Regions from separate parts of the Homo sapiens genome. Here all the other regions are linked to region 5. A link is a loop called in an ENCODE intact Hi-C map of the cell type or tissue named here. Cell type or tissue: mammary epithelial cell. All regions are shown on one strand.

Region 1 (5,000 bases), 88 kb before region 5:
TAGGAGCTAAAATACTTGTTGGCATGGAGGTGGAGCGTGGAATGATAGATACCAGAGACAGGAAAGGGTGTATTTGCGGGAGGGCAGTGGGGCTGAAGAGAGTTGGTTAATGCGTAGAAACATACAGTTAGAAAAAATAAGTTCTAAACTTTGATAGAAGAGTAAGGTGACTATAATCAACACTTTTCTGTAGTTTTAAAATAGCTGGAAGAAAGGACTTGAAATGTACCCAACACATAGAAATGATAAATACTTTGTTGATAGGTAACTTAAATATCATGAATTGATTATTACACATTGTATGCATGTAACAAAATTTCACATGTACCCTTAAATATATACAAATATAATGTATCAAAAAATTAAAAATAGAAAATTAAGAAAATAAATAATAAATTAAAAAGCTTAAAATATGGAAAGTAAAAAGCTGTTTAATAGTATTGAAAAGTGCTTCTGTTGCAATCTTAAATGAGGTCCACAGCAAGCATACATTACTTTTTTTGTTTTTTTAAGTGTCTGTTATGGAAGGAGAGTATAGAAATGTGTTACTCTCTGTAAGGCAATTTCTGTAATATACAAATTATGCCTAACTACCTCTATTGGCTATGCTTAGAAAAGGATTGTGGCAGACCAATTCTCCCTGACAATCACACAGACAGGCCTGCATGACAGTCACACAGGCAGGCCTGCATAGCACCTCAGTTACACAGACAAATTTCTACAGAGTGGCCTTAACATTGAGCAAATAGTTTAACCGAGGGAAATCGATGCCCAGACATCAAAGCTAGAAATAAAACATATGGTCAAGGCCGGGGGCGGTGGCTCACGCCTATAATCCCAGCGCTTTGGGAGGCCAAGGAGGGCAGATCACCTGAGGCCAGGAGTTCGAAACCAGCCTGACCAATATGGAGAAACTCTAACTCTACTAGAAATACAAAATTAGCCGGGCGTGGTGGCGCATGCCTGTAATCCCAGCTACTCGGGAGGCTGAGGCAGGAGAATCGCTTGAGTCCGGGAGGCGGATGTTGCAGTGAGCGGAGATCGCGCCATTGCACTCCAGCCTGGGCAACAACAGCGAAACTCCGTCTCAAAAAACAAAAGAAAAGAAAGAAACATATGGTCAGTAGGAACCTTGCATGGGCTTCTCTGGAACAAGCCAAAAGAATGGAGACAGTCTTACATTCCTAGTGCCAGGACCCATCTTGGGTCAATGAAATCTGAGACGAGTCAAGGTAACAGAGGCAGCTGCATTGGAGAGTCCAAGGCAGCTCTCCGGACCAAGCTGTAAAGGAGATAAGATAGAAATAATCATTCCGGTACCACAGTAGACAGGCTTTGAAGGTACTGGGGCCCTTTTAATTGGACTTAGCAAGCATTTTTTTTGCCTCTGACATTCTAGTTGAAGCAAATTTAGTTACCAATAGACATAGGCGAATGCTATATTGCAGTAGGCACATAACCCCAACCTATATAAGCACTAAGAAAATTGTAACACTTTGAGTTGGTCTGGTGGAATTATCTCCAGCGTTCTTCCTGTATCCAGTTACAGCAATAAATTCCTGTGTTTCCTAGTTTGCCTGCTTTTCCGTACTAGGCCTCTAGAAAATGCAGCGGGCCGGGCTTCGTTCCTGGAACAGGAGTAACTCCCAAACAAGTATTAGTGTAGGACTGAAAATAAATGCAGACTATCTTGAGAGTCTCAAAGGAAAATAGGGTGGCTAGAGAGGCCTTTCTCTAAGTCTTGAACTTCTAGCATTTTATTCTCTCTCTTAAGCTTGGAGACTTCACACTTATCCTTTCAGGTAGAAAATCTGATACTATGGGAAAGTACTGGATATAGAATGTTGAGCAGAACTGCACAGATTGCATATAATGAAAGCAGAACTCCATAGACAAAGTCAGGTGTCAATTAAATTTCTGAAATAACAATATTCCTGATGAGGGTGAGTGGTTTTAGGTCTCAGTTTGATTCACATGGAAAACAAAAGCGGAAGTTGAGTAGTAAGGCAAGGTTGCCCCCAAACTGGACAAAACATAAGGCAGCCATGTTTGCCGGAGTTTTTTCAGACACGAGGGGCGGGAGAAGAGGGATCTAGACACGGCTTCTTGGCGTTTCTGGAGCACTACTGCCATCGTGAGGATGAAGTTTCATGAAACCCTACGCCATTACACTGTTCTCGAATTCTGGAGAACAGTATTTTTCTCTCTGTTGGGGAAATTCTGATCTGTGGGAAGGAGGAAGAGGCGTGGGGCTCCAAGCTAGGTCTTCTTGCCTTCTCCTCTAAGACCTTAAGATAGACCTGGACATTGGCGGTATCTTGGTGTAGAACCTGGAGAGTGAGGACTTAGAATGAACCAGCCCCTGCCGGGCGGTCCTGGCACAGAAAGTCGTGGGGCGGGGCCTCGGTTCCTCCTCTGGGCAGGACTGCAGGAACCCGCTCAAAGACAAATGCAGGCTCTTGTGGGCATCTGTCTCCTGTTCCTGCCCCTTGGAGCAAAAGTCAGTAGGTTTTCACATGGTATTATCTTACTACGGGTCTTTGGCTCTCTTGTGGCATCAGTATCCGCGCACAATAAACAACGTTCTTCCAGGGGAGGTTTACAGGATTTGCTCTTAGAACCTTCACTCTCCAGGTTCTATACCAAGGTACCGCCAATGTCCAGGTCTCTTTTAAAGCCTCAAACGAGACTAAGCAAGGACTCCCAGCATGGAGGCGAACCCTCTTCCACCTTTTACCAGACCACACCTGCCCCAACAGGTAGTCCTCACTAGAACTCTTTAATGGCGTAGGGTTTCGTTAAACGATATCCTCACGATGGCAGTAGAGCTCCAGATATGCCAATAAACCTCACCTTGGAGGACTCTACTCCCGCTCTTCTTGTGTGAAAAAACGCCACCCATAGACAAAGGCGCCACCAAACATGGGTGCCTTGTATTTTGCCTTCTTTGGGTCCACCTGGTCTTACTGCTGCACTTTTGCTTTTGTTTTGTTTTTGCTTTTGTTTTTGTTTTTCTTTTGAGACGGAGTCTCGCTCTGTCGCCCAGGGTGGAGTGCAGTGGCACGATCTCAGCTCACTGCAACCTCTGCCTCCCGGGTTCAAGCAATCCTCCTGCCTCAGCCTCCCAAGTAACTGTGATTACAGGCACCGCACCCAAGTCGAGCTAATTTTTGTATTTGTAGTAGAGACGAGGTTTCACCATGTTAGCCAGGTTGATCACGAACTCCTGACCTCAGGTGATCCGCCTGCCTCGGCCTCCCAAAGTGCTGTGATTACAGACGTGAGCCACCCCACCTGGCCTTGCTTTTGTCTTCCGTTTGAAATCAAACCAAACTCTAAACCATGCACCCTCGTCAAGAATCTTATTATTTCAGAAATTAAATGTCTTCTTGATCTAGTCTATATGGGTATGATTTACGTTACAGAATTATATGTCCAGTACTTTCCAAGGCATCAAACTGTCTCCTTCAGGGGATAAATTCAATGGATGAGGGCACAAAAAGGAGAAAGTTGCTAGAAGCTTAGAGATTTTCGCTGGCAAACAATTTACAAATCCTGGTGGTCTCTGTTCTGGCTCCCCTCCCAGACAACCAGGGAGTTCTTCATGTTGTAGCTCATGTGTTGCATTGTAGGCAACAATGTGGCATGCATGAATCATAGAGAAGGGACCAGATAGCTGTCATTACTGCATGTCAAATATGTTCCGCATGGCAAGATACTCATAGTACATATGTTCAATTCCTGTCCAGGTTACTCAGTGTTTCATCTCGGGGTCTCATCATCTAACATCAAAACACAGCATGTTCCCATGCCATTACATATTCTTCAGGTATTTCCTGAGACTTTATGGTGTGTGTGTGTGTATGTGTGTGTGTGTGTCTGTCTGCATTTTATAATTTGTCTTTTAGGTATAATGTTTACAGTATTCTCCCACTAATTAATTAAAAAATAATGGCTGCCAAAGATTCGGAAAAATCCACATACTACTAAAGAAGAAAAACACTACCATACAACGTGTCAAGGCAACTAACCTTTTGGATCATTTCTGTGTATATCTTTCAATATATATATACATTCTTGATTTCATGTAAAAAATAAATCTGTATTAAAACTGGATTATAGGCTGGGCACGGTGGCTCACACCTGTAATCCCAGCACTTTGGGAGGCCAAGGTGGGCGGATCACCTGAGGTCAGGAGTTCGTGATCAACCCGGCCAACACAGTGAAACTTCATCTCTACTAAAAATACAAAACTTAGCGGGCACCTGTAATCCCAGCTACTCAGGAGGCTGGGGCAGGACAATCACTTGAACCTGGGAGGCAGAGGGTGCAGTGAGCCAAGATCATGCCACTGCACTCCAGCCTGGGCGACAGAGGGAAACTTTGTCTCAAAAACAAAACAAAACAAAACAAAAAAACTGGATTACATTGTACATTGTGGATTGAATCAGACCAAGTATGTATGTTAACAAAGGTTTGAGGAGCATGAATTAATTTGAATGTCATCAATATTATATGTCAACATTTTAAGCCTTCATTATAAACAAAGGTAAATCTTAAACTATGCCCTCGAAAACATTGCTTTAGAAAAGTAGACACTATTTTTTGTTTGAATTTTTACAGATACATCACAATGTGCATATTGGCTCTCTAGAACACATACATGATTATATATTTGGTTTAAGGTTATCACATTTTAGAAGTAGAGTAAAATATACTTTACTTTGTCATTTACCGTGTGGAAGGGTTTAATCCTCAAGGTTCAATAATTTACTTTTCTCACTAAATCAGACACAGGGAATGGCTGCTTATGAGGACATAGAATGCAATTAAGATTTTGTGAGGACTAAAGGGATTACCTGGTGCAGATGAATGACATGTATCCAACCTAAATGGGAATGATAGGCTCATTGCCCCTCCACACTATCCTCCCTTGCAGAAGAAACCAATCAACCTCCTGTCACTACCACTGGGATTCAGCTAGGTGTGATTTCCTTACC
Region 2 (5,000 bases), 63 kb before region 5:
AGGCAGGCAGATCATGACATCAGGAGATTGAGACCATCCTGGCTAACACGGTGAAACCCTGTTTCTACTAAAAATACAAAAAATTAGCTGGGTGTGGTGGCGGGCGCCTGTAGGCCCAGCTACTTGGGAGGCTGAGGCAGGAAAATGGCGTGAACCCGGGAGGCGTAGCTTTCAGTGAGCCGAGATCGCGCCGCTGCACTCCAGCCTGGGTGACAGAGCGAGACTCCATCTCAAAAAAAAAAAAAAAAAAAAAAAATTCAGTGATCGGGAATTGATGAAGAAATTGCTTCATTAAGTGAGTAAACTCTTTATCTAGCTCATTCTTTGATCTGTTTGGTTTTAGGAGGTTTGGTTTATGGAGATCTTGGGTAAGGGGCATACTCCAAATTCTTGGTATATCCTCTAATAATAGTCTCCCTGGTGTGCTGCGTTCTCTCAAAGGTTTTAAATGCTTGCATGCAGCCATCTCTAAAATGAAATATAGTTTCTTTTCAACTGGAATAACAAGAGCCAAAAGAATCTGCAACCATGAGGACACCGTAACCTATACCTGACGTGCTGAGAATGAAAACCCAAAATAATAGTAACCAAGAGTGGCACTAAGGCCCTAAGTTTTGGTCCCACTCTCACTCAAGTGAAAACCTGAATAAAGGGGAATTTTTTAAAGAAAATTATGGGAGGCCATTGTTTTGGACTGAGCTCATGCACTAGGCCCCTACAAACCAAACCAAACCAAACCAAAATGGAGTCGCTCGTGCTAAAACTTTAGGGAAACGCATAGATTCTACAAGAGACCAGGTTTTGTTTTTTTTCTCCTGCATATCTCTATAAAAAACATTTCTGACAGCATAGGTATCAACCCCCTGAAGTTCCCATTAAATCTTTTAGCCAAATTCATTTCCTCTCGCCTAGATAATCATCAAGCTTCAGATGATCATGCAACCACGGTTCCAGCCAGTTCCAGGTGAAGACACCACCCCTGGCCATCAAGAAGCTACCCTGCCTCCACGAGATAGAGCATGGCGAGAGTTCCGTGATTTCCAATAGGTAGGGACTATGCCCCAGGTCGGCATGAAGCAGTTACAGAAGAAAGCTCTTCAGTCCCTCTGCCTCACATAAAGATTTATGGGGATCAAGTCTCTCAGCGGGGAGATGAGGCAGGAGAATAGGGCCTGGAGGCAGGGGACCTAAGGCTGTTTTACGCTGACTTCCTAGAACTAAATTGAAAGGAAAACCCTCACTTTCAACGCCTAAGTAACAAAAGGACCAGAGGCTACTCCCTTTGACCTTTTCTGCACTACAGATGGAAAATTGGCTGTGGCAACAAATTAGGCTGACTTCTGGCCTAGTCTTCGTTTGCATACAAGTATAACTTTGTTAACTTCACCCTAGCCTCTGATTGGTTGCTTTTTGCAACCAATCAGATATTTGCACAGGAGTGTGACCTTTGTAACTTCAGTTTAGCCTCTGGTTGTCTCCTTTCTGCAACCAATCAGATTTATTTCGGGCGACCACTCCACTTACATGAGGTGGCCAATGGGAAACTTCTAGGGGGTATTTGAACCAAAGAAGATTCTGTATCCAGGCCCTTGAGCCTCTGCTGAGGCCATCTCCCACAGTGTGGAGTGTACTTTCGTTTTCAGTAAACCCTTGCTTTCATTCTTTTGTTACTTCATTCTTGCTTTGCTTTGCTGGGCATTTTATGCAATTATTTGTTCAAAACGCCAAGAACCTGGACAACTTGCAATCCTGACCCTCTACGGGTCACAAACCCAAGTTGCACCCAACTGGACAAATCTCCAGTAATCCATGTTCAGTGGCGCCTTTATCTCTGGAAGGCGTTTTTTCAAACAGAAAGGGCGGGAGAAAAGGGCTCCAAGACAGGGCTTGATTGAAAATGTGGAACCCTACTGCCACCGTGAGGAAATCGTTTAAAGACGGAATACGCCATCATGGCGTCCTTCTCGGAAAGCCTCCCTGTGGGGGAAAGGCTGATCTGTAGGCCCCCAGGCTATGTCTTCCTGCCTTTTCCTCTAAGGCCTGAAAAGAGACAGGGACATTGGCGGTATCTTGGTGTAGAATCTGGAGAGTGCGGGGTTTGGAGTGAACCAGCAGCTGCCAGGAGGTACTGGCACAGGAAGTCGTGGAGCGGAAACTTGGTTCCTCCGGTGTGGGGAGGACAGTAGGGAACCAGTCAAACACACATAGAGGCTCTTGTGGGCATCTGTCTCTTCTACCTGCCCTTTGGAGCAAGAGTCAGCAGGCTTTCACTTGCTAGCATCTTGCTATGGGTCTTGGGGTTTCTGGTAGCATCAATATCGCTCACAAGGAACACAGTTATTCCAAGGGAAGTTTACAGGATTTGCTGTTAGAACCTTCACTCTCCAGGTTCTACAGCAAGGTACCGCCAATGTCCACGTCTCTTTTAAGGCCTTAGACGAGAAGGCAGGGACTCTGAGCATGGAGCCCAAGCCTCTTCCACCTCCCCACAGACCAGACCTTCCCCAACAGGTAGTCCTCACAAGACGACCCATGTAATGGCGTAGGGATCCGTTAAATGACATCCTCGCGATGGCGGTAGTGCATCAGATATGCCAGAAAGCCCTGTCTTGGAGCACCGCCCCCTTCTCCTGCCCTTCCTGTCTGAAAAAACGCGACTCATAGACAAAGGCGCAACCAAACATGGATGCCTTCTATTTGCCCAGTGTGGAGCCTGCTAGTCTTACTGCTGCACTTTTTCATTTTGTTTTCCACTTGAAATCAAACCGAGGCCTAAAGCACCGGTCCTCATCAGGAATCCAGTTCTTCCAGAAATTAAATATCCTCCTGACCTACTCTGTGTGGGTTTGATTTACTTCAGAGTTACAGGTCCAGTAATTTCCGAGGCATCAAACTGTCTCCTTCAGGGAATACATTCAGTGGATGAACTCACAAAAAAGAGAAAAGGAGCCGGGCGCGGTGGCTCACGCCTTTAATCCCAGCACTTTGGGAGGCCGAAGCTGGCGGATCACCCGAGGTCAGGAGTTCGAGACCATTATGGCCAGCATGGCAAAACCCTGTCTCTACTAAAAATACAAAAATTAGCCGGGCGTGGTGGCACAGGCCTGTAATCCCAGCTACTCCAGAGGAGGAGGCAGGAGAATCACTTGAACCTGGGAGGGGAAGGTTGCAGTAAGCGGAGAGCGCACTATTGCACTCCAGCCTGGGCAACAGAGTGAGAGTGTCTCAAAAAAAAAAAAAGAGAGAGAGAGAGAAAAGGGCTAAAAGCTTGAAAGCTTGGAAAAGAACTCCAGCAAAAAATTTAAAAATCCCAGAGGTCTTCGCCCTGGCTCCCCTGTCAGGCATCCAGGGAATTCTTCCTATTCTAAGAGCCTTATGTGGTACATCATAGGCAACAATTTGGCATGAGCCATTAGAGGAGAAACCAGGTGACGCTCCTTACTGCATGCCATATATACTCCAAATGCCATGATACTCATAGAACATATGTTCAATTCATATCAAGGTGGCTCAGGGTTTCATCTCATGGTCTCATCATTTAACATCAAAACACAGCATGTGCCCGTGCCATTACATATTCTTCAAGTATTCCCTGAGACTTTATGGGGTGTGTGTTTGTGTTCGTGTTTGTGTGTGTCTCTGAGAGTTTTATAATTGGTCTTTTAAGTATAAGGATTACAGTATTCTCCAACTAGTAAATTAAAGAATAATGCTTGACAAAGATTAAGAAAAATCCATGTATTAACACAGAAAACCGCTACCATACAACTTGTCAAGGTAACTCATGAACTTATGGATTATTTCCATGCATCTTTCAAAATGTGCATACATTAACTTCATGCAAAAAAATAAATCTGTGTAAAAAGTGGATTACTGTGTACATAGTGGTTTGGATCAGACCAAATGTGTATTTTAATGAAACTTTCAGATGCATGAATTAATTCAAATGTCACCAGTACTAAGTCTTATATGTCAACATTTCATGCCTTCAATATAAATAAAGGTAAATCTTAACATACAGCCTCAGGAAAATTACTTTAGTAAAGTAGACAATATCAGCTCTTTGATTTTTTACAGCTACATCACTACACATTTCTAAAAAAAAGTTCATGAAGAGACAAAGACATCAGAAATTATGGCTACCTAACATTTTGCTCAATTTGTGTAAACAATTTCCACTCTTAACCATTTGCTTTTGGTTTCCATTGGATATTAACCTGAGATGTAATCCATGCACCCTCATCAAGCATCTCATCTTTTTAAGAACTCAGTTTCTGCACAACCAAATCTTCCCATTTCTACTCTTTTTCACTCTGCATCATATCTGCAGTATTTTATTGTGATATCAAATAGTCTTGTAGTAATGGGGAGAGACCTTAGGTTTCCATGCCTAAGGAGAGAAGAAAAAAAAAAGCTCACCTCTAAAGGCTTGGAGAAGAGCAAATCTAGGCACCAGGCCACGTGGTTCTTGTCCTGATTCCCTACTCAGGTTCCCCGGGAATTTTACTCCATGTTCTAATCTAGTCAGTAGGCCTTATACATTGAGGGGGAGGATGCTATTTAGTGGGGCACTAACATAAGGGTACGGATAGCTCTCAAGCCTGACAAGACACACACAGCCCTACTTGAATAGACACAAACACAGGAATGACTGTAAATACTAATCAGATTGATCACAGGATTTTGTCTCATAGTTTCATTATTTAACACTGAATTAGAAATATTTTCCAGTGTCATTAAATGGCTGTCACTTAGGACTGTGCCCTATGACTTTCTTGTGTATGTGTCTTATTGTTTTTCAGTTGGGAATCAGTCCTATATTTTCTCATTAGTAACAAAGACATGGAATTTGCAAAGAAGTTAAAAATAACCATGTGCTGATCAAGAGAAAAGCAATGTCATAAAACTGTATTAAACAATGATCATTGTTTCCATATTTCCTCTCATTTTTTCAACACTCAGATAAAAAGTTCTATATATACAGTCAAACACCACAATAA
Region 3 (5,000 bases), 81 kb before region 5:
GTGATCCACCTGCCTCAGCCTCCCAAAGTGCTAGGATTACAGGTGTGAGCCACCATGCCCAGCCAACTCTGTTGTACTTTTATTCCAATGTTCAATTTATGGAAAAATTAAATAGTACCCCTTTAACTTTAGCTAATATGTTCACACACAGAATTTCATTTACAATTAATTTGTCACAAGCCTTCCATAAGTGTTCAAACCTTCAGATTTTTCTACCTAACTTAAAACATTATTATTTTAGAGAGGCAGTGTGACAACTGTTTGACTACCGCCTGATGGTCAGCTGACATTCCCAGTGGGTCGGCAAGAGCCCTCTCCTGCCCTGCTCATATCTGACTAGCGACCTACTATAACTGCTTCAGATATGGGACACTGTCTCATATGTAGGGCTGCTCTCTTCCACAAAAATGGTCAGACCAAGCTATTTCTCCAGGAGGTAGTTTAGCAGTCCCCAGCCTTTTTAGCATCAGGGATCGGTTTTGTGGAAGATAAATTTTGCACAGTCCAAGGTTGGGGATGGTTTCAGTTAGATTCAAGCTCACTACATTAATCATGCACTTTATTTCTATTGTTATTACACTGTAATATATAATGAAATAATTATACAACTCACCATAATGTAGAATCAGTAGGCACCCTGAGCCTTGTTTTCCTGCAACTAGATGATCCCATCTGGGGGTCATGAGAGACAGTGACAGATCATCAGGCATTAGATTTTCATAAGGATAGCCCAACCTAGATCCTTGCATGAACAGTTCACAATAGGATTCATGCTCCTATGAGACTCTAATGTTGCCAATGCTGACAAGAGGTGGAACTCAGGCGGTAATGCAAACGATGGGGAGTGGCTTTAAATATCAGTGAAACTTTGCCTGCTCCACGCTCACCTCCTGCTATGCAGCCCAGTTCCTAAGAGACCACAGAACAGTACAGGTCCGTGGCCCAGGAACTGGAGACCCTTGATCTAGCAGATATCTAAGTCTACGTTAGGTGAAACAGCGTGGGGAGTCTAGATGTCATTTTGTCATTTCCAGGAATGGGGGTCATTGAGAAATGCTTCCCAGAGGGTCGTTAAGACACTTCTATTTTTGTTTTGTTTTGTTTTGTTTTGAGACAGGGTTTCACTTTGTCTCCCAGGAAGAAGTGCACTGTTGCCCACTGCAACCTTGACCTGCAGGGCTCAAGCAATCCCCCCAGCTTAGCCTCCTAAGTAGCTGGGATTATGGGCAGGCACTACCGTGCCCAGCTAATTTTGTGGGGATTTTTATACAGACAGAGCTTCACCATGTTACCCAAGCTGGTCTCAAACTCCTGAGCTCAAGCAATCCACCTGCCTCAGCCTCCCAAACTGCTAGGATTGCAGGCATGAGCCACCGGGCCTGGCCGAATCTTTAAAACATTCCTGAATGCCAATAGCATCTATGTCTACAGACCATCAATCAACTCTAACCAGCTTGAGGGAGAGCTAGGTACAGTCAAGGATGTCACAAAAGCCAGGTCCCTTACCCTGGAATGCCTGCCTGAATCTTCAGAGGCCAGGAGAAGTCCTACCTGAAGAAGATCTTGAAGCACTGGAAGGTCACACTACAGTACCAGACTAATATTACATCCTTTTTTAAAAGATTCAGATACTGAGATAACAAACAATGAAAAAGAATGTCATGGGGAACAAGTCACCCATACAATTTTAGCCACCCTTGTTGATTTTTCAATTATGAGTCATGGAGTATCTGGAGGTCTCCACACCTAAGGGTGGATATCTTCATGAAGAACTAGCTTTGAAGCTGGTACACAGAACGCTCGCTAGAATGAGATAAATACTGGTTTCCTCAGGACTAAAAAATGCCATCATTCTCAGGGAATGTCCAACGGAAAAGAGCCACCTATCTGCCCTCCTTGAGAGAACTGAGATTACCATCAGTGTCCTAGTATGAGAAAAGACATTCCCATGAACTTATAAAGTCACAGATAATCCTGGCTTGTGGGCTTAGATAATTGCTTAGGCTTTCCATTACATTCTTGCTTCCTGGAAGCAGCTAGCTCAGTCCTGGTCCCTCACTCACCAGATACTTCACTAAGACTTTGCATTTGTCCATTGATTGTGCCAGGCCTCAGAGAAAAGGGTAGGAATGCCAACTTGTGTCTTGGGCCTGTTCAGCCTCCACTGGCTTTTCCTTCCGCGACGGCTAGGGTTTACGTGGAGGAAATGCTCACGGCTTCGGATGCTATGAAACTACTTCCGCATGATGGCAGTATTGTCCCAGAAAAGCCAAGTAGCGCTAGGCGCTCCTCTCCCGCCCATCACGTTTGAAAAAAATGCCATGAAGGGACAAAGACAACAGAAACTAAAACTATCTAACATTTTTGCTCAACTTGCATAAATGTATTCCACTCTTGGCATTTTGCTTTTGGCTTCCATTGTTTTTTTTGTTTTTGTTTTTTCTTTTCACAGACGGAGTTTCGCACTTGTTGCCCAGGCTGAAGTGCAGTGGCTCAGTCTTGGCTCACGGAAACTTCCGCCGCCCGGGTTCAAGTAACTCTCCTGCCTCAGCCTCCCAAGTAGCTGGGATTACAGGGACGCACCACCACGCCCGGCTAGTTTTTGTATTTTTAGTAGAGACGGGTTTCACCATGTTGACCAGGATGGTCGTGAACTCCTGACCTCAGGTGATCCACCCACTTCGGCCTCCCAAAGTTCTGGGATTACAGGTGTGAGCCACCGCGTCTGGCCCCATCGGATATTAAACTGAGATCTAATCCACTCACCCTCATCAAGCATCTCCTGTTTTCAAGAACTCAGTATTGGCCAGCCAGGATTGCTCCAGTGCACTCCAGCCTGGGTGACAGAATAAGAGTCGGGCTCAAAAAAAAGAAAAGAAAAAGAAAGAAAAAAAGAAAAGAAAAGAAAAAGAACTCAGTATCCGCACAACCAAGTCTTTCCCTTTCTGCTTTTTCACTCAGCATCATATCTGAAGGGTTTTATTGTGATATCGAATTGTCTTGTAATATTAGGGACAGACCTCAGGGATCCATGCCTACGGAAACAAACAAACAAAAAAGCAACAACAAATGTTTACCCCTAAGGTCTTGGAGAATAGCAAAGCTAAGCACCAGGCCATGTGGTTCTTGTCCTGACCCTCTGTCAGGCCTCTGAGCCCAAGCTAAGCCATCATATCCCCTGTGACCTGCACGTACACATCCAGATGGCCGGTTCCTGCCTTAACTGATGACATTCCACCACAAAAGAAGTGAAAATGGCCTGTTCCTGCCTTAACTGATGACATTGTCTTGTGAAATTCCTTTTCTTGGCTCATCCTGGCTCAAAAAGCTCCCCTACTGAGCACCTTGGAGCACCTTGTGACCCCGACTCTGCCCGCCAGAGAACAACTCCCCTTTGACTATAATTTTCCTTTATCTACCCAAATCCTATAAAACAGCCCCACCTTTATCTCCCTTCCCTGACTCTCTTTTCAGACTCAGCCCGCCTGCGCCCAGGTGAAATAAACAGCCATGTTGCTCACACAAAGCCTGTTTAGTGGTCTCTTCACACGGACGTGCATGAAATTTTGTGCCATGACTCGGATCAGGGGACCTCCCTTGGGATATCAATCCCTTGTCCTCCTGCTCTTTGCTCCATGAAAAAGATCCACTTACAACCTCAGGTCCTCAGACCAACTAGCCCAAGGAACATCTCACCAATTTTAAATCGGGTAAGCGGCCTCTTTTTACTCACTTCTCCAACCTCCCTCACTATCCCTCAACCTCTTTCTCCTTTCAATCTTGGTGCCACACTTTAATCTCTCCCTTCTCTTAATTTCAATTCCTTTCATTTTCTGGTAGAGACAAAGGAGACACGTTTTATCCATGGACCCAAAACTCCAGCGCCGGTCATGGACTAGGGAAGGCAGCCTTCCATTAGTGTTTAATCATTGCAGGGACACCTCTCTGATTATTCACCCAGGTTTCAGAGGTGTCAGACCACTCAAGGACACCTGCCTTGGTCTTTCACCCTTAGCGGCAAGTCCCGCTTTTCTAGGGGAGGGGCAAGTACCCCAACCCCTTCTCTCCGTGTCTCTACCCCTTCTCCGCCTTTCTGGGTGGCAAGAAACCTCCAACCCCTTCTCCTTCACTCTTAGCAGCAAGTCCCACTTTTCTGGGGGAGGGGCAAGTACCCCAACCTTGTATCTCTGTGCCCCGATCCCTTCTTTCCATGCTCCGACCTCTTATATCTCTGCACCCCGATCCCTTATTTCTGCACCCCAACCTCTTATATCTCTGTGCCCTGATCCCTTATTTCCATGCCCCGACCTCATATCTCTGCGCCTCAACCCCTTTCCCGCTTTTCTGGAGGTTAAGAACCCCCGAACCACTTCCCTACGTGTCTCTACTCTCCCTTTTCTTTAAACTTGCCTCCTTCACTATAGGCAACCTTCCACCCTCCATTCCTCCTTCTTCTCCCTTAGCCTGTGTTCTTAAGAACATAAAACCTCTTCAACTCTTGCCTGACCTAAAACCTAAATGCCTTATTTTCTTCCACAATGCCGCTTGACCCCAATACAAACTCGACAGTGGTTCTAAATGGCCAGAAAACGGCACTTTCGATTTCTCCATCCTACAAGATCTAAATAATTCTTGCCGTAAAATAGGCAAACGGTCTGAGGTGCCTGACGTCCAGGCATTCTTTTACACATCGGTCCCTTCCTAGTCTCTGTTCCCAGTGTAACTAGTCCCAAATCTTCCTTCTTTCCCTCCCACCTGTTCCCTCAGTCCCAACCCCAAGCGTCACTGAGTCTTTCTAATCTTCCTTTTCTACAGACCCATCTGACCTCTCCCCTCCTCGCCAGGCCGAGCTAGGTCCCAATTCTTCCTCTGCCTCCGCTCTTCCACCCTATAATCCTTCTACCACCTCCCCTCCTCACACCCGGTCCAGCTTACAGTTTAGTTCCGCGACTAGTTCTTCCCCACCTGCCCAACAATTTCCTCTTAAAAAGGTGGCTGAA
Region 4 (5,000 bases), 52 kb before region 5:
GGTGAAACCCCGTCTCTACTAAAAATACAAAAAAATTAGCCAGGCATGGTGGTGCATGCCTATAGTCCCATCTACTCGGGGGGCTGAGGCAGGAGAATCACTTGAATCCAGGAGGCAGAGGTTGCAGTGAGCTGAGATTGAGCCACTGCACTCTAGCCTGGTGACAGAGCGAGACTCCATCTCACACACACAAAAAAGAAATTTCAAAAGAAGGATAACAAAATTCAATAAATGGTAGTTGAAATAGGCATCTCTCACATTCCAGTCACCTAGATGTGTAACCTAAGAAAACTGTAAGATGGATGCATTCACACAACTCACATGGAGCTAGAGTGCTTCATTAGTGTCTCTGTTTATATAACGATGAATTAAAGATATGAATTTACTGGTCAAAAATATCATCTTCAAACATATACTCACTATAACACCTACCACGATTAAAAAGATATGGCATTGGCCGGGCATGGTGGCTCACAACTGTAATTCTAGCACTTTGGGAGGCCTAGGCAGGTGCATAGCTTGAGCCTAGGAGTTCAAGTCCAGCCCTGACAATGTAGAGAGACCCCGTCTCTTCAAAAAATACAAAAAATAGCCAGGCATGGTGACCTACAATGGAAGCCCTAGCTACGTAGGAGGCGGAAATGGGAGGATCACCTCAGCCCAGGGAGGCTGATGTTGCAGTGAGCCATGATCATGCCTCTACACTCCACCCTGGGCAACAGAGTAAGATGCTGTCTAAAATATATATATATGCATATCTGTGTGTATATATATATATATATATGTGTGTGTGTGTGTGTGTATATACATATGTGTGTGTATATACATATATGTGTATATATATATGTGTGTATATATACATATACATATTCAGCATCACCTTATATTCTTTGAATATATCTACATCAATACATACTTTTGAGTGCTTGAAATTTTTTATATTTTACTCTAGAAGAACTGTAAGAAATTATAAAGTAGAAAACTTGTGGTAGGTCAAACATAGTAAGAAGAAATAATCACTTTTTAAAGGTCTGTGCTAGGTACTATGATCTGTTCCCTATATATACATAATATGGACTTTTATAAACTAATGTTCAAATTCCCCTGTAGTATAACTTCTTGTTGTTGTTTATTTTTTTTTTTTTGTATTTTTCATTTTAGATATGGGGTTTCACTCTGTTGACCAGGCTGATCTCGAACCACTGGTCTCAAGCGATCCTCCCATCTTGGACTCCCAAAGTGCTAGGATTACAGGCACGAGGCACCTTGACTGGCCACCATGTACTATAGCTGTTAAAACAAGTTTGTTTCACTGATAACTGGAGTACTTTTCAAATATAATTAATAATTCATGGAAATAATGATAGCTTTAAAAGTATTGGCACTTTTAAAAACTGAGTTTGTAAACTTCATATAACATAAAATTAACCATTAAAATGTATTAATTTCAATGGCATTTAGGACACTCACAATGCAGTGCAAGCATTACCACTATGTAGTGGCAAATCATTTTCACTACCACAAAAGAAAATCCTGGACCCATTAGTTAGTCATTCCCCATTCCACTCTCTGCCCAGCCCCTGGCAAACACTCATCTGATTTCCCTCACTACTGATCATCACAACAAGTGGCCTTGTTCATCTTGTTGTGGGAACCAGGAGACCAGAGAGACCAATGGGTGGAACAGGAGGATTTTACTAGGTGGTCACCGACTCAGCAGATTAACATCCAAAGGCTGAGCCCCAAACCAAGAGAGGGCTTGACTTTTATACATATATCTGAAAAGGGCCCAAAACCTGTAAGGCCGGTAAGCAAGCTTACAGCAGAACAAAGGCAGTTTATCAAACAGTGACAGGTTTTACAGTTCAGGCATGTCTTGTGACCTTTGCCATAACTGCACAGCTGGAAAACAGGAACTTACAAAATCCTTACAAGCTTGCAGAAACAGTTACAAAAATAGTTGTGAGAGCAGAACAAAGAATAATGGTATGGGGAAAGAATTTCAAAGGGGAAACTGATAAAAAGAACTTGTTTTTCTTTCTTTTTTTTTTTTAGATGAAGTCTTGCTCTTGTCCCCCAGGCTGGAGTGCAATGGTGTGATCTCGGTTCACTGCAACCTCCTCCTCCCGGGTTCAAGTGATTCTCCTGTCTCAGCCTTCCAAGTAGCTGGGATTACAGCTGCCTGCCAACATGCCTGGCTAATTTTTGTATTTTTAGTAGAGACGGGGTTTCACCATGTTGGCCAGGCTGGTCTTGAACTCCTGATCTCAGGTGATCCTCCCACCTCGGCCTCCCAAAGTGCTGGGGTTACAGGTGTGAGCCACCGTGCCTGGCCAAATAACTTGTTTTTCTTATCCCTGCTTCTAGAGCCCACTCCTTCTCGGCCCCCACTCTGCTGATAGTGCTATCAAAGTCCTGACAGAGCCCTACTTATCGCTGGGCCTTGGAGTGAGTCAGCCCAGCACAGAGAACCAGCTTTTCTCTCCCTTTTTTTTTTCTTTTACATCTCCTGCTTCAGTACTGCTTCTTTCACTTAGCGCTTCAAACTTCATGAATTGGTTTTCTATCTCTTTGATATCTGTCTCTTAGATATCTATCTCTTAGATATCTTTCTTTGTTTTTGTACCTTCATCCATCCAATGTATCACCTGAAGGAGACAATTTGATACCATGGAACTTCCAGGCCTTGTAACTGTGTGAGGTAAATCATACCCAGATAGCTTCAGTGAGGAGTATATTTAATTTCTGAAACAACAGGATTCTTGAGAAGCATGGGTGGTTTAGGCCTCATTTTGCTTTCAGATGGAAAAAAAAAAAAAGTAAAAATTCAACAGTAAGACCAGGTTGCACCAAACTGGACAAATCTCCAGGTAGCCATATTGGGTGGCATCTTTGTCTCTGGGTGGCGTTTTTTCAGACGGGAAGGGCGGGAGTAAAGGGCTCCAAGATAGGGATTCCTTAATAATGTGAAGCACGACTGCCACCGTGAGGAAATCCTTTGAAGACACAATACGCCATTACAGCGTCCTTCCCAGAAAGACTTGCTGTGGGGGGAAGTCTGAACTGTGGGAGGTGGCAGACGCTTGGGCTCCAGGCTAGGTCTTCTAGCTTTCTCCTCTAAGACCTGAAGAGAGGCCTTAACATTGGTAGTAGCTTGGTGTAGAACCAGGAGAGTGAGGGGCTTGTAGTGAACCAGCAGCTGCCAGGCGATCCTGGCACAGGAAGACGTAGGGCGGGGCCTCGGTTCCTCCAAGTGTGGGCAGGACTGAAGGCACCCATTCAAACACACATGGAGGCTCTTGTGGGCATCTGTCTCTTCTTCCTGTCCCTTGGAGCAAGAGTCAGCAGGCTTTCTCGAACTAGCATCTTGCTACGGGTCTTTGGGTCTCTGGTAGCACCAGTACCGCGCACAAACAACAGGTTTATTCCAGGGAAGTTTACAGGATTTGGTATTAGAACCTTCACACTCCAGGTTCTATACCAAGACACCGCCAAAGTCCTGGTGTCCTTTAAGGCCTTAGACGAGAAGGCTAGGACTCCCAGCATGGAGCAAGCCTTTTCCACCTCCCCACAGAGAACTTCCCCAACAAGTAGTCCTCAGGAGAACACCGTAATGGCGTAGGGATTTGTTAAACAACATCCTCGCGATGGCAGTAGTGCTTCAGGTATGGGACGAAGCACTGTTCCAGAGCCCTCTTTTCCCGCCCCTCCTGTCTGAAAAAACGCCACCTATAGACAAAGGCCCTGCAGAATGGGTGCCTTACATTTAGCCCAGTTTGCAGCCAGCTAGTCTTACTGCTGAGCTTTTTCTTTTGGTTTCCAGTTCAAATGAAACCAAGGCCTAAACCACCCGCCCTCATCAGGAATCTTGATCTGTGTTAAAAGTGGATTACTGTGTACACTGTGATTTGGATCACACCAAGTGTATTTTTTTTTTTTTTTTTGAGACGGAGTCTCCGCTCTGTCGCCCAGGCTGGAGTGCAGTGGTGTATCTCTGCTCACTGCAAGCTCCGCCTCCCGGGTTCACGCCATTCTCCTGCCTCAGCCTCCCGCCTAGCTGGGTCTACAGGCGCCCGCCACCACGCCCTGCTAATTTTTTGTACTTTTTAGTAGAGACGGCGTTTCACCGTGTTAGCCAGGAAGGTCTCGATCTCTTGACCTCGTGATCCGCCCGCCTTGGTCTCCCAAAGTGCTGGGATTACAGGTGTGAGCCACCGCGCCCACCCACCCCGAGTGTGTATTTTAACAAACATTTGAGGATCGTGATTTTATTAGAATGTCACCAGTACTAACTCTTTTTTTTTTTTTTTTTTTTTTTTTTTTGAGATAGAGTCTCGCTCTGTCGCCCAGGCTGGCGTGCAGTGGTGGGATCTCCGCTCACTGCAAGGTCTGCATCCCGGGTTCAAGGGATTCTCCTGCCTCAGCCTCCTGAGCAGCTGGGATTACAGGCGTGCACCACCACGCCCATGGAGTTTCACCATGTTGGTCAGGCTGGTCTCGAAATCCCGACCTCGTGATCCGCTGGCCTCAGCCTCCCAAAGTGCTGGGATTACAGGTGTGAGCCACCCCACCCGGCCCAGTACTAAGTCTTATATCTCAACATTTCACACCTTCAATATAAATAAAGGTAAATCTTAACATAGGGCCTCAGGAATATTACTTTAGTAAAGTAGACACTATCAGTTTTTTGTGGAATTTTTACAGATACATCACTACATGTTTCTAAAAAAAGGCCATGAAGAGACAAAGACACCAGAAACTATGGCTCCCCAACATTTTGCTCAATTTTTGTAAACATATTACACTCAGCAATTTGCTTTTAGTTTCCATTGGATATTAAACTGAGATGTAATCCACTCACCCTCATCAAGCATCTCCTCCTTTTAATAACTTAGTTTCTGCACAACCAAGTCTTCCCATTTCTACTCTTACTCACTCAGCATCATATCTATAGTGTTTTATTATGATATCAAGTACTCTTGTAGTATTCTGGAAAGACC
Region 5 (5,000 bases):
ATAGTTTCCCTGAAGGTTTTATAGCTTTAGCTCTTACCTTTAGACATTTGATACATTTCAAGTTAATTTTTGCACATGATGTGAGGTAGAGGTCTAACTTCATCCTTTTGCATGTGGATAACCAGTTGTCTAAGCACTATTTCTTAAGGAGTCTATTCACGTCTCATTAAATGAACTTGATAACTTTGTGAAAAGTCAATTGACCACAATGTCTGGGTTTATTTTCAGACTCTTCATCTCTTCCATTAATCACTGTGTGTATTCTTATTTGATCATCAGCCTGCTTTGATTACTCTAGATTTTCTAGTAAATTTTGAAATCTAGAAGTGTGTCTTCCACCTTGGTTTTTCTTACTCAAAGTTTGGTTACTCAGATCTCTTGCAATTTAATAGGATCTTTAGAATTTGCTCTTTCTTTTTCCCAAAAATAAATGCTCATGGGAATAATAATTAGGATTACATTAAATCTGTAGATCTCTATGGCTAGTATTGCCATATTATAAATATTTAGTCTTCTAACTCATTACCCACAGGATGTCCTTTTTAAAAATCCAGGTAATCTTTAAGTTCTTCTCCAATATTTTGTGATTTTTCAATGTACAAGTCTTTCATCTGTTTAGTGAAATATTCTCCTTAAAATATGATTTATTTTGATGCTATTATAAATGGAATTGCTTTCTTAATTCAATTTTCAGATTGTTCATTGCTAGTGTACACAACTATAACTGATTTTTACGATTTAATGTTCTATCCTGTGGGGCTTGCTGAATATTGTTCATTAGCTCTAATATGGTTTTTCTGCAGTTTAAAGCATTTTTATAATATCATCATCTTTATGAAGAGAGATAATTTCCATTTTTTTTTTCTTTTTTTTCTTTTCAACTTGGATGCCTTTTATATATCTTCATTGTCTGATGACCCTGACTAGAATTTTAAGTGTACAAGAAAAGGGCAAAAGTGTGCATTCTTGCCTTGTTCATGATCTTGGGAGGAAAGCTTTCAGTCTTTCACTCTTGAGTATAATACTACCTGTAGATTTTTTATAAATGCCCCATATATCGTGTTGAGAAAATGATCTTCTAATGATAGATTCTTGATTGTTTTGAGTTGCCTTTCCAGAGAGAGGGACTACAGAAGTTCCCTAATGCATACTTTTCATTGATGTCACTTTCGCCACCTGTTTTTGAATTCGTAGAAACAATCATGCTTCTTGAAAACATACCTGCCACAATAGTCATACATGATAACGTGAAGTGAGATCACGGGTAATGCCATCTCCAACAAATACTATTAAAATGTAGATTGATTTTCAGTCCCTTTCACTGTTTTTGGTTTATGTGTTTATGTACAACAGTCCACTAGAAGAAGATGTAACTCTTCCTTGATTAGCTCAGTGGTTCAATTTCTCTTTATGCCCTTCTAGTCTTCAGACAATTGGGTGCCCTTGAGACCCTCAGAAAACTTACTTGCTCCTGCTACATCCCACCTGGAATTGGTCTGTCCTTGGTGTTCTCACATTGCTGCAACAAATGACTCATGCCTCACAGCAGAGTGACACTGCCTGAAAGCCTGCTAACTCTTGCTCCAAGGGAGAAACATAACGCACCCATCCATTCCCCACGTAGGCACCGTGTAAAGTCTCAGGAAATACTTGAAGTATATGTAACACATGGGAATGTTGTTATTTTGGTGTTAAATGATGCGACCATGAGATATAACTCTGTGTAACCTCGACAGGAATTGAACATATGCATTATGAGTATCATTCCATGTGGAGTATATGTGGCGGGCAGCAATGACAACTATCGGATCCCTCCTCTATGGCTGATGCCAAATTACTGCCTATAGTGCAACACATGAGGCTAGAACATGAAGAACTCCCTGGTTGTCTGGGCGGGGAGCCAGATCAAAGAACACCAGAATTTGTAAATTGCTTGCCAGAGAAGATCTCCAAGTTTCAAGTAATTTTCTCCTTGTGCCTTCATCCCCTGAAAAAGATAATTTTATACCATGAAGTGTACTGGCCCCTTAACTCTGTGAAATAAATCGCACCCTCAAAGTCTTGGACAGGAGGATATTTAATTTCTGAAAGCACAAGATTCTTAATGAAGGCGGGCCTTGTTTGATTTCAAGTGGAAAACAAAAGCAAAAGTGCAGCGGTAAGACCAGCTGGCCCCAAACTGGGCTAAATGCAAGGCAGCCATGTTTGGTGGCGCCTTTGTGGATGCGTGGCGTTTTTTCATACAGGAAGGGCGGGAGTAGAGGGCGCCAAGACCAGACTACTTAGCATATTTGGAGCACTACTGCCATCGTGAGGATGTCGTTTAACGAAACCCTACGCCATTACAGAGTTCTAGTGTGGGCTACCTGTTGGGACAGGTCTGGTCTGGTAAGAGGTGGAAGAGGCTTGGCCTCTATGCTGGGAGGCCTCGCCTACTCCTCTAAGGCTTTAAAAAAGACCTGGACATTGGCGGTATCTTGCTATAGAACCTGGAGTGTGAAGGTTCTAATAGCAAATCCTGTAAACTTCCCTTGGAATAACCCTGTTAATTGTGCGCAACACTCATGCTACCAGAGACCCAAAGATCCATAGCAAGATGACAGCTCGTGGAAAACTTCTGACTCTTGCTCCAAGGGGCAGGAACAGCAAAGAGATGCCCATAAGAGCCTACATGTGTCTTTGAGAGGGTTTCTGCTGTCCTGCCCACACCAGGAGGAACTGAGGCCCCGACCCACGACTTCCTGTACCAGGACCTCCTGGCAGCTGCTGCTTCACTCCAAGCCCCTCAATCTCCAGGTTCTACACCAAGATACCGCCAAATTCCAGTTCTCTCTTCAGGCCTTAGAGGAGAAGGCAACAAGACCTAGTCTGGAGCCCAATCCTCTTCCACCTCCTCACAGACCAGACTTTCCCCCACAGCGAGGCTTCCCGGGAAGGACGCTGTAATAGCCTATTCTGTCTTTAAACGATTTCCTCACGGTGGCAGTAGTGCTTCAGATTTTCAAGGACGCCCTGTCTTGGAGCAGTCTTCTCCCGCCCTTCCTGTCTGAAAAAACGCCACCCAGAGACAAATGCGCCAGGAGACATGGCTGCCTTGCATTTTGCACAGTTTGGGGCAACCTGTGCAAATTCCTGTACTTTTGCTTTTCTTTTCCATGTGAAATCAAGTCAAAGCCTAAACGACCCATCCTCATCAGGAATCTTGTTCTTTCAAGAAATTAAATGTTTTCCAGACTTAGTCTATGTGGGTTGGCTCAGTACTTTCACATGGTATCAAAATGTCTGTCTCAGGCCGGAAATTAGACCGATCAGAGAAGAAAAGCGATAATAAATGGTCAGAAGCCTGGAGATCATCATGAGCCACCAATTCACAAGTCTAGGTGATCTTTGACCTATTCCCCTCCCCAGACAACCAGGGAGTCCTCCTCCATTTTCTCAGTTTATGTGATGAATTGTCAGAAAGTGTTTGGTAGAAGTAGGAAGAGAAGGCCAAGACAGCGCACATCATTGTATGTAATACATTGTTCCACAGGGCATGATACATATACTTACATCTGTATAAACTCCCATTAGAAGTTACACAGTTTTGGGGCAGATGCAGTGGCTCACGCCTGTAATCCCAACACTTTGGGAGGCCGAGGCCGGTGGATCACTTGAGATCAGGAGTTTGAGACCAGCCCGGCCAACATGGTGAAACCCTGTCTCTACTAAAAATACAAAGATGAGCCAGGTGTGGTGGCCCATACCTGTAGTCCCAGCTACTCAGGAGGCTGAGGCAGGAGAATCGCTTGAATCCGGGAGGTGGAGGTTGCAGTGAGCTGAGATCACGCCACTGCACTCCAGCCTGGGCGACAGAATGAGTGAGACTCTGTCTCAAAAAAAAAAAAAAAAAAAAAAGATAGTTACACAGTTTTAAAAATTGTCCTCTGTTTAACAGTGAATAATTTATATTTCCACATGTTCCTATGCCATTAAATATTTTTCAGCTTCTTCTTGTGACTTGAGTGTGTGTGTGTGTGTGTGCCTGCATGTGTGTGTGTGTGTGTTACCTCTTATCTCTTAGGTATCAGTCTTACAATATCTTCTTATTAGCAATGGTGTTTGCAAGCCAGGTACAGTCTTGTGTTCTTGTAGTTTCAGCTTCTTGGAAGGCTGAGGCAGGAGAATAGCTTGGGCCCAGGAGCAGAGCAGCTTGAAGAACATACTGACACCTTAGTCTCTAAAAAAAAAAAATTAAAAAAGAATGATGTTTGCCATATAGTTCAAAAATAATCTTGTGTACATCAAGAAGAATAACACCATCATAAAATCTGTTAAGACAACTGATAACATTTTGGGTTATTTTCTTCCATACTTTTCAATGTATAGATACATACGCCTACTATATTTTGTTCACACAAAAAATAAATCTATATTAAAATTGGATTAATCTGTACATTGTGGTTTGGATCAGACCAGATGTGTATTCTGACAAAGTTTTGAAGGGAAAGTATTTGCTTGCATTAAATGCATGTACAAATTCTCCTTAACATCTTGTTTTGTATAAATAAGTACATACACACATACATACGGATATAGGCACAGATCATGGTAACTGAAATGATTACCATGACTAATCACTACCATGACTAATCACTACTATGGTTAGTAAACATGTGTACACAGATAGGTGTATAAATATCATAAATAAGTGGTCTCTCAATCCCAATAGGAAATGACTTTTAAAATGGTTTTATCACACATTCACGTCTTCTATTGGTCATATAAGAACTTCTCTATTTAAAGTTCCCATATATTTGTATGTCCAGTGTTCAAATATGTTCTCTACATTTATTGTAGCTTAAACATTTGCAAACTTGTTAAATATTCTTAAAGATTATTCTTAAATATTTTGTGGGATGCCAGGTTGTTTTTAAGAGTGCCTTCCTGTTTTTGGCATTTCTCGAAATTAGATCTGCTTATTTACAATATTTTCAGATACAGTAGCCCTGTTTAAAGAA

What was found. A loop is a pair of places that touch in the nucleus more often than their neighbours do. Peaks named below come from ENCODE experiments on the same cell type or tissue, not always from the same donor. Only the 100,000 strongest peaks of a DNase experiment are listed, where the experiment ranks them.
Region 1: it touches region 5 in a loop (13-fold over the local background); 12 of 110 quality-filtered maps call a loop at or near these places.
Region 2: it touches region 5 in a loop (10-fold over the local background); 9 of 110 quality-filtered maps call a loop at or near these places.
Region 3: it touches region 5 in a loop (11-fold over the local background); 13 of 110 quality-filtered maps call a loop at or near these places.
Region 4: it touches region 5 in a loop (7-fold over the local background); 15 of 110 quality-filtered maps call a loop at or near these places.

Annotation. Positions count from the first base shown.
Region 1 is chrX:131,702,237-131,707,236 of GRCh38, forward strand. The region is part of intron 9 of FIRRE (firre intergenic repeating RNA element); the gene reads right to left. Among named protein-coding and RNA genes, the nearest start is that of FIRRE, 130 kb to the right of the region's middle. RefSeq lists an enhancer at 1,973-2,212. In mammary epithelial cell, CTCF peaks have their summits at 2,144 and 2,810; DNase peaks (open chromatin) are centred at 2,065 and 2,825; H3K4me3 peaks cover 1,125 bases; H3K27ac peaks cover 493 bases.
Region 2 is chrX:131,726,912-131,731,911 of GRCh38, forward strand. All of the region lies in intron 8 of FIRRE (firre intergenic repeating RNA element), which reads right to left. Among named protein-coding and RNA genes, the nearest start is that of FIRRE, 100 kb to the right of the region's middle. RefSeq lists enhancers at 1,566-1,855, 2,046-2,195, 2,296-2,355. In mammary epithelial cell, CTCF peaks have their summits at 1,921 and 2,563; DNase peaks (open chromatin) are centred at 1,880 and 2,600; H3K4me3 peaks cover 1,351 bases; H3K27ac peaks cover 981 bases.
Region 3 is chrX:131,708,885-131,713,884 of GRCh38, forward strand. FIRRE (firre intergenic repeating RNA element) reads right to left here. Exons shown (of 10, transcript NR_152876.1): 9 at 2,767-2,836. Among named protein-coding and RNA genes, the nearest start is that of FIRRE, 120 kb to the right of the region's middle. RefSeq lists an enhancer at 2,077-2,371. In mammary epithelial cell, a CTCF peak has its summit at 2,244; a DNase peak (open chromatin) is centred at 2,257; H3K4me3 peaks cover 211 bases.
Region 4 is chrX:131,738,235-131,743,234 of GRCh38, forward strand. All of the region lies in intron 8 of FIRRE (firre intergenic repeating RNA element), which reads right to left. Among named protein-coding and RNA genes, the nearest start is that of FIRRE, 90 kb to the right of the region's middle. RefSeq lists an enhancer at 2,823-3,072. In mammary epithelial cell, no CTCF peak of the experiment used is centred here; DNase peaks (open chromatin) are centred at 2,977 and 3,687.
Region 5 is chrX:131,790,248-131,795,247 of GRCh38, forward strand. It overlaps FIRRE (firre intergenic repeating RNA element), which reads right to left. Exons shown (of 10, transcript NR_152876.1): 3 at 4,050-4,219. Among named protein-coding and RNA genes, the nearest start is that of FIRRE, 38 kb to the right of the region's middle. RefSeq lists enhancers at 2,072-2,441, 2,834-3,128. In mammary epithelial cell, CTCF peaks have their summits at 2,313 and 2,984; DNase peaks (open chromatin) are centred at 2,314 and 2,994; H3K4me3 peaks cover 1,434 bases; H3K27ac peaks cover 1,333 bases.